3 separate regions of the Homo sapiens genome follow, and all the other regions are linked to region 3. Evidence: chromatin contacts called from ENCODE Hi-C or POLR2A ChIA-PET data. All regions are on one chromosome and are shown on one strand. The core of a region is the stretch at or near the end of the contact, and the rest is flanking DNA. Distances in the headings are between cores, read along the strand shown. Region 1 overlaps ZNF521 (zinc finger protein 521). Region 2 overlaps ZNF521 (zinc finger protein 521). Region 3 holds the start of LINC01894 (long intergenic non-protein coding RNA 1894).

Region 1 (2,700 bases), core at 94-2,593, 240 kb after region 3:
ATGCAGATTTTAATATATTTAATGTTTCTTTTGTATTCCTTCTAAAATGATTTGCATATTATGTGAGCATCTGAAGAACCAAATGAAAAGAGGAAATATTACGGGAATGATTTAAAATTAATGCAGTCAACCCAGATGTCTAATATTTAATAAAAAATTCCCTCTGCATTTTGCTTGTTTTTATATAAAAAGGCAATTCTGCAGACCAAAATCTGTTACGGGGTTCTTATTGATACAGACCTTATTGCTTTCAGCAAAAAAATATTAAAAAGTAAGCACATGAAAGAAGACAGAAAACACAATAATAATTATGTCTTGTGTAATGAAAGATAACCAGGATTTCTTCAATAACTGAAATTCGAATTCCATAGGCCAGAAAATGGATTATTAAATGTTAGAAGGGTACTGCTAGATATTACATGTAGCTAGGATCAGCTAGGATCAAGAAAAAATGAGAGTTTCACAAGGGCCAGATTTTAATAGTGTATTTTGTTTGGAAAGTTCAAGAGGTGGCCCACCATATCTTCCTTTTGCAAAAGCTTCAGCAGCCTGAACTTCCTTAGCTAAACAGGACCTGCACTTTGAGGTGAGCAGAGACAAAGCAACTTGTGAAAAACTGGAAACAGGAAAAGTGATAAATGATTATGGTAAATGCTGAAAGATTTATGAGTGACAAAAAGAAGACAAACAAGACTGAGAGCCAGATATAAACTTAGCAAGTTATCCATAAAGGAATGTTACCTTATATTAGGTGATTTTAAAAACTATGTTCTTAGCAAACGTGCACTGTTATTTCTGTTGCTTTCTTGATATCCAAGTGGAAAATAAGACCATCTCAAAGCAGGTTGTGAAACCTCTTTTTTGCTTTTCATAACCTATTATTCAAGATCAGAAGAAACTTTAAAAGCTTTCCACTCTCCAAAGGAGCACGATTTTTCAAAAAAACACACAAGTAAAGACCATGGAGTGGAGCTGGTGGGGATAGTGTTTCAGTTAGAATAAGAGGCTCAGTTAGAGCATTATTAGAATATTCTAATGGTATTCAATTAGAGTATGTTCAAATAAGTTTTTAAATTCTTCAAAGCTGAAGTTCACTAGCAAGCTAAATGATTAATATAAAAGTAGAAACTGGTGAGCATTATGTAAACGAATTCCATGTCTGCTTTCTTTAAGGTAACAAGATTTTACTAGATTGTCAGCCTCTTCCTTATCCACAGGAAACAGATGAGGATCATTCCTTTCCTGCATCTAGAAACTGATGACAACACCATCTCACTATCAATGCCAGATGGCAACCCTCTCACTCTGAGAAAACAACCAAACACCATTCCTGGATCCTTGCCCACTGCAACAAAGCTTCGCCATACAAGTTGAAAACCGCATGATTTTGCATCCTCATTTATAGGACTCTATAACCCAACATGTTTCCAGCATAAGAAAGGGTCTGATGGATGTGGATGTGATTTATACTTAAAGTGAATACACCAGGAACATATGCAGATAAACTCAACTCACCACTCAACATACAAAAAAAAAAATTTAACTAAAAGCAAAAAAACTCAATAATGATCTAGTTTTCCCCTTAAAAAAGTGTTGTCACCTAAAGCTAATATACCTGAAACAAATCAAGGTTTCAAATATTTACCCTAATTGAAAAAAAAGGCCATCTATTAAATGTACTCAACATTCTAGGTAAAATCTACCACATTTCACATTTATCTTTTAGGCTTAAATCCTGCTATTTCATTTAAAAAATATTTTCAAACACATCTTCTCATTTATACATTTGGGGAAAACAGTGAATCAGAATTTGTAATGCATCCAGCCTAGAAGGATGTAACTATTGAGCTTGAAAATTGAGCAAGTGAATTTATAATTAAATTGCAGATTGTGTCCAGGTATGATATATTTTTTACAAATACATAAAGAATTATAGAGCAATGGACCATTATAAAAATTATGCAATCCCTAACACCAGGCTTAATTCAGGTTCTTGTCTGTGGTCCATGCCTGACTATATCTATTATATAACTGTTCTCTTAAGCTTGTAAATTTCAGTGACACGTCAAGTGAGCTGAAGGTTAGGATCAAGGTTTTAACCAGGATTCAAGAGAGCAGAAACCTTTTCTTTCTTCTCTCCAGTCCCCATTACTTGTCTTTGTAAAGGAAATTACACAACACCCCCTCTAGAAGTCATAAGGCGTGGGGATTGAGCAGAAGTAAATAGTTTGAGCAAGGAATAATACTTATAGAAAAATAAATAAAGCATCCCTGAAAGGCTGATTTCTGTTTTAAAATATAAAATGTAAAAACTCTCATTTGCCAGTACTGTAAATGGATTGTGTTCTCCAAAGAACACACAGGGACTCACTACTCCAAGCGGGTTGGTCCACACTCTTCAGGTATCAGACTCCTCCAAGACTTTTGTGGTGATGGTCTCCCCGCCAACATACTCTGAGGTCTACCTAAGACTTTGAGAGTTATCCATCCCCATTAACTTAGGCTTTTTGGCAGCCACAGTGCAAACTAAGCTTAAATGGTGAATATAGGTTTAAACGATGTCAATTTCTTTTTACACGTGGAAGAAACTGTAGAAGATTCTTTCAACTCAGGTTCCTGAATCAACTTTAACTTTTTTTCCCTTTGGCACTAAGTGCTACTTACAGGGACTGTCTTTCTGGGTGATGGCAAGTTTTCTGC
Region 2 (2,700 bases), core at 150-2,649, 150 kb after region 3:
CTTATTTTATATATGTACACATACATACATGTATATGTATACGTGTGTGTGTGTGTGTGTGTGTGTGTGTGTGTATGTCTTTGTTTTGTTTTAATGCAACTCCTTGAGGCTACTGCCCAGAAATCCAACCTGCTTGTTTTCCTTCTCTGGCCATAATGTTTCTTTTCCTTTTTGTTTGGGTTGGAAGGATGATGGGGGTTGGGCTGGAGACGGCTCCATGACCAGGTTTGCTACACAAGCCACAGCAGCAGGAGCAAGCATGATTTATCAATTAACAGGTAATGAAAAAAATTCTCTGCAATTAAAGATATGATTTTGCTCAAACAGGAAGCAGCACCATACAACTGTGTACCCCTCTGAGGAATACTCAGCTCCCGTCACTAATGTGGAGCACAGCTAATTTTAACAGAGTGTGTGTGGGCCCCTTGGGGGACTCCTTGTTGATGAAGGAATATACAGTAGGGAACCCCCAGAGGACCTAGCTGATTGGAGAGCCCCAGGAAAGGTGTAGGGAAATTACATTTCCTGTTTCTTAGGAGAGTTATTAAAGGGAAAGGCAGCTTTAATCACTGAAAGACCAGTTGCTGTATTATTTTTGATTTATATACCAAAACAATACCCTTTATTCCTTGGTTGCTTTTTAATATATATGTCAGCTTAGTCAATATTATATTTCAGTATAACATATAAACAGCTGTAAGATCTTGTTAAAAACGTGAAGGCTTTTGAAAGATTATACAAGATAAAATACATTATTGCTACTCAACAAAAAAATCAGAGAAAATTAAAGTAGACAGAAATATTCCCCTTTTTCCCTTCACATAAATCAATAAGCTATTTTGTTAAAAGAAATGCACCAAAAATTTCGTAATAATATATAAAAAAAGTTGTTGGCTTCCCAATGTTTTCTTCTTCTGGATATACAGTTTCTTTGGAAAGAAAAATTTCATTTCTATGCAATTAATGCAGAAAGTGCATAGTGATTTGTTGATATTATGTTCATGCCAATTTGTTTAAAATACTTCTATATAGTCCCTATTTTACATCAATATTTTAGTAAGCTTTGGAGATAGAGGAGTTTTCAGATCACCTAGTTCAACTCTTTCACATTTCAGGTAAGAAAACAAGAGTCAGAAAGGCTAAGTATTAAAAACACAACAATAATAACAACAATAATGTCTAACATGGGTTGGGTAATTACTGTTAGGTGCTGCTCTGAGCTCTTTGCATATGTGACCTCATTGAATTCTTTCTATAGCCCTTTGAGGTATTACTATTATTATCAATGATCAGTTTTATTGTTTTCATAGAAGGAGAGGTTCAGGTTGAGAAAGGGTGAATGACTCACCCAAGACCACGTGAGAAGGGCAGAAGCAGGGAGTGGGAAGAGGGATTCCTGACTCCAGGGACACCAGAGTTAATCACTAGGCTACGCTGTCTCTCCTGTCATGCACTGATTACAGAGGTGTGGGCACCAGACGCCAGATCCTTTGTTTTGGAGTCTAGTAATAAAACAGAAAATTATTTCATTCCATTAGATTATGTTGAAATATTCTCCGCCCCAAAAGATCACCCACAGAGCTGAATTTCAAATTGAAAGTTCCTATATGAATTTGAACTGTTAAACCAAATGGGACACCACATGTGTGTGTGAGTGAGTGTGCCGAATGTGGTTGTTGGACTGGGGGAATACAAGAGACCTTGGGAAAAACACAGGCAGGGAGGCCTGGTTCCTGCTGCTGTGCCCTCTGACCTCCCAAAAGGATCCTCCTCTGTCTCCTTGTAACCCCCAGGATGAGTCTCGCCACACCACAGTCCAGTCCAAATCCGATTACGTCTATAAAAACAAGTGTTCCATTTCTGGTGCTTTTTAAATGTAATTGAAAGACTGCGTCTTCCTAAAACAGCCAAAATCTATAACCCTTCTTGCTAATGTCCTTCCTGAAAACTCCTCTGCTTGCCAAAGCAGTGTTAAAGAACAACCACAGTGTATGGCATGAGTGCAAATAGCTTTCCTTTTAAAACACAAACCAAAATAACCTTTACAATCCAGCAGCTATAAGTGGTGGAGAAGGCTCCTTCAAACCCTGCCCCACAGTATCACCTCGGGCAAAGGTTTCTCTACTGTTAGAACTGGGATATTTGGAAGTAGGCTGCCCCTACAAGCTTTGCTCTTGTTTCTTTGGCGGATTCCTCTGACAGTTCCTAACTGTATTATCAGGATTTGTCTCGCCGGTAATGGCCAATTCATTTGTATTACCACATTTAGACCTTCCACTAAGCAGACAATCACAGGTATGAAGACTGGTCCCATGGAGTCCAGTGCAGCTGACTGATCTGACTGGCTCAGAGGAAAATGTCAGCAGGAAATCAAGTCCGTCTTCTTCATTTTTCCTGTCCAGATTCTGCACTTCCTTATGGACAAGCAGACAGACAGAGCACATGTGTGTGCACACACACTTCCTAAATCCCAGCAGTGAGCCTCAACCTCATTGGGGAAGAACTGGGACAGACATCGAGTCCAACGCCTTCATTTAACAGCTGAGGAACCAAGTCCCAGAGAAAATAAGAGACTTCCATGTGTTAGTTAGTAAGTGGCAAAGCTAGCGTTTGATCCTAAGGATGCCTAATCCTAAGGCCACCGTTCTTTATGCAGCACTGTTTTACTAAAAGCAAAAAAAGTCTTTATTAATGGGGGTG
Region 3 (2,700 bases), core at 142-2,641:
GACTACAGAGAAAAAAAATAAAAGAAAAAATGAAACAGGAAAAAAAGGAAACAAAAGCCAGAAGAGAAAATAATGTTAAGGCACACTGTTAAGAAACACACCGGAAGACCCTCATGATCTCCCAGCTACTGTTCCATCTGAATGCTGTGTAAGGGTTTGCAAGCTGAAAATCAAGTGAGCAGAGGGGAGATCCCTCTCAACTGACTGTGAACAAACCCTGCGAACTCCAGAGCCATTTGTCTAAACCAAGTGCTGAAAGAAAGGAAGCCCGAGATGGGGTAGCCACGAAGATTCATTTCCTTGTGGAGTTTGGCTATTCCTCCTCACTTTTAATCAATGCAATCCTGTCTAAATAGCCTACTTTCCTTAGCAAAGAAGTCTGGATTTAAGCTCTGAGCTTGCTTTTTTTTATTAAAGGCGTGTTGGCAATATCATGGTACATGACTTCCCTGATTTCTAGCAAACAGAGTCATAGATAACCTGAATACCAGAGTGCTAGCTGCTTCACCCCAGTTGAAATCAGCCTAGAATAAACATGTAAGTCATATAGTATTCCAGTATGAATAAACACGATCTGTGTATTTATAACTGTGTGTGTGTGTGTGTGTGTGCATCTGTGAGTGTGAGTATGGTGAACAGCAGACATTTCCATGCTTAGGATTTTTTCTTTTAACTGGTGAAAATAACTGTGACCTGAATTGAGAATGAACCAGGCTCCAAAAAGGCAGTTTTCCTGAACATGTACAGACAAAGGAAATAGTTTCCTTACCAGAAAGGAGTCACTTGAAAGCTTTTAGGCCAGACCGTGCTCGGGCTCAGATTTCTTTTCTTTCAGCCCTTTGATGAACAACTCATATGGAGATTCAAGCGTCTTGTGCCTGGTTTGAATTTAAGCTGTTGCTGACTTTAGTGGAAAACTTTCATAAACTCAACTCAGGCTTTCTTCCTTTCCCCACGACTGCTGACCAGGTTTTGATATATCTTTGGATATTCATCTTGAGTCATTCATTCTCAGTGTGATCATTATTATCAACTTGACGGAAAACAATTTTTCTGCAAGAGAGACTGAATTCAGTCTTCTTTCTCTTGCAGCTCTGAGTTCTGTCATTCTTCTGGAGCAGTGGGAGGGTGAGGCGGGGCTGGGAGACTACTGGATGCAGGAAGGAGGATGGAATGGGAGTGAAGCCTGCCGACAGCTGCTGGAGATCGCATATCTCTGTGGCAGAGTTATTGCTGGGACAATACCACATGGATCCCTTCCAGTACCCTAGCAAGAGGGCATAATCTCCACATGCCAAAGCCCTTCTTCAGGAATGAGCTGCATAGAGAGTGTAGTTTTCAAGAAAAGCCTTGCCCTCAAAACAGGACTCTTCCTGTGGCTCACTTGAGAATAGTTCCCTGAAGGATTTCCCCCCATTTTTGCTGGGCTTTTTGGTGACAGTTGAAAGTTTGGAATGCCCAGAACACTTTGTTCAGGAACCTGTGCTGCCTTCAGAATTGCGCAGTGAAAAACAAGAGCCTTGGAATCAACCCAGCCTGGATTTGGAGCCCAGCTTTGCCACTTACATGGGTAACTTTAATAACAAGTCTTCCTGGTCCTCAGTGTATATGTGAATTTAAGAAATCCTCAATTTCTGGATATTGGAAAGATTAAATGAGATTATGCTTCTAAAGTTCACTGTCTCTGCTTCACTCTTCCTCTCTGACCCTATGCTCTTGTTGATAACTTTGCAAATTCTCCTGGTCCTACGTAACTAAAACAATTGTGTCCCGTCCAAGCATAGAGGATCCAAGAATGATCCCTAGGGTGTGTGGGGCCCGAGGCGAATCACATGGTGTGTCTTCACTCCCTACATGTTTACAAAGACACAATCAGATTTAAGCGATTTTGAGGGCAGGTTTGAGTTGAAAATGAAAAATATCACAAAAAAGGAGAAGTCTAAGGAATATGTGTGGAAGCAGGAAAAGGGGGCATCCTGTTTGGCCTCAGGGTGGCTGTGTGGGGCACTGTAAGTTGCTCCACGCCCAGCAGCACTGATCTCCAGAGGCCCCTGAATTCAGCTCAGCACTTGCTCACTGCTGAAGCCATCCTGATTGGCCAAGACCTCTGGGAGTGGCTCTCACAGGAACCCTTCTCTCTTGCAGTTCCTGAACTTCAGGAGGCTCACTTGCCACAGTTCTTGCACAAACTTTGTTGCAAATGAGCCAAGTAGTTTGTATTTGTTTTTATAATGGTGCAAATCCGACAGGTAACTACCCACACAACCACTTCATTTAAAAATATATAAGACCAAGCCAGGCACAGTGGCTCATGCCTGTAATCCTAGCACTTTGGGAGGCCAAGGCGGGTGGATCATTTGTGGTCAGGAGTTCAAGAACAGCCTGGCCAACATGGCAAAACCTGGTCTCTACTAAAAATACAAAAATTAGCCAGGCGTGGTGGTATATGTCTGTAATCCCAGCTACTTGGGAGGCTGAGGCCCGAGAATCACTTGAACCCAGGAGAACCCAGGAGACAGAGATTGCAGTGAGCCAAAAATGCACCACTGCACTTCAGCCTGGTTGACAGAGCAAGACTCCGTATTAAATACATACATATATATCCATTTTTATATATATATACACACATATATATATCCATTTTTATATATATCCCATTTTAAAAACCACGCTGTGTGTGGTGGCACATGCCTGTGATCC

The links. Hi-C counts contacts between places; a loop is a spot of excess contacts on that map. ChIA-PET counts read pairs that join two places held with the same protein, here RNA polymerase II (POLR2A). Pooled maps may share reads with other maps.
Region 1: a loop to region 3 is called in a map of endothelial cell of umbilical vein, with 9 times the contacts of the local background. The contact joins the enhancer-like site here to the promoter of LINC01894 in region 3. A Hi-C loop is called at or near these places in 7 of 168 maps with a recorded cell type or tissue (chondrocyte, endothelial cell of umbilical vein, gastrocnemius medialis and 3 more) and 8 of 50 pooled maps. POLR2A ChIA-PET finds 5 or more read pairs at or near these places in 2 of 52 experiments (AG04450 and BJ).
Region 2: a loop to region 3 is called in a map of psoas muscle, with 2.3 times the contacts of the local background. The contact joins the enhancer-like site here to the promoter of LINC01894 in region 3. A Hi-C loop is called at or near these places in 2 of 168 maps with a recorded cell type or tissue (cardiac septum and psoas muscle) and 3 of 50 pooled maps.

What each region holds. Positions count from the first base shown.
Region 1 is chr18:25,228,011-25,230,710 of GRCh38, forward strand. All of the region lies in intron 3 of ZNF521 (zinc finger protein 521), which reads right to left. Among named protein-coding and RNA genes, the nearest start is that of ZNF521, 120 kb to the right of the region's middle. RefSeq lists an enhancer at 360-2,010. Within about 2 kb of position 1,344, at least 3 of the 41 ENCODE cell types and tissues checked have a DNase peak (open chromatin) inside an H3K27ac peak, as active enhancers do; they include endothelial cell of umbilical vein, where a contact is called at or near this core.
Region 2 is chr18:25,135,238-25,137,937 of GRCh38, forward strand. All of the region lies in intron 5 of ZNF521 (zinc finger protein 521), which reads right to left. Among named protein-coding and RNA genes, the nearest start is that of LINC01894, 150 kb to the left of the region's middle. Within about 2 kb of position 1,400, at least 2 of the 41 ENCODE cell types and tissues checked have a DNase peak (open chromatin) inside an H3K27ac peak, as active enhancers do.
Region 3 is chr18:24,986,588-24,989,287 of GRCh38, forward strand. It overlaps LINC01894 (long intergenic non-protein coding RNA 1894), which reads right to left and starts at 1,392. Exons shown (of 2, transcript NR_146903.1): 1 at 770-1,392.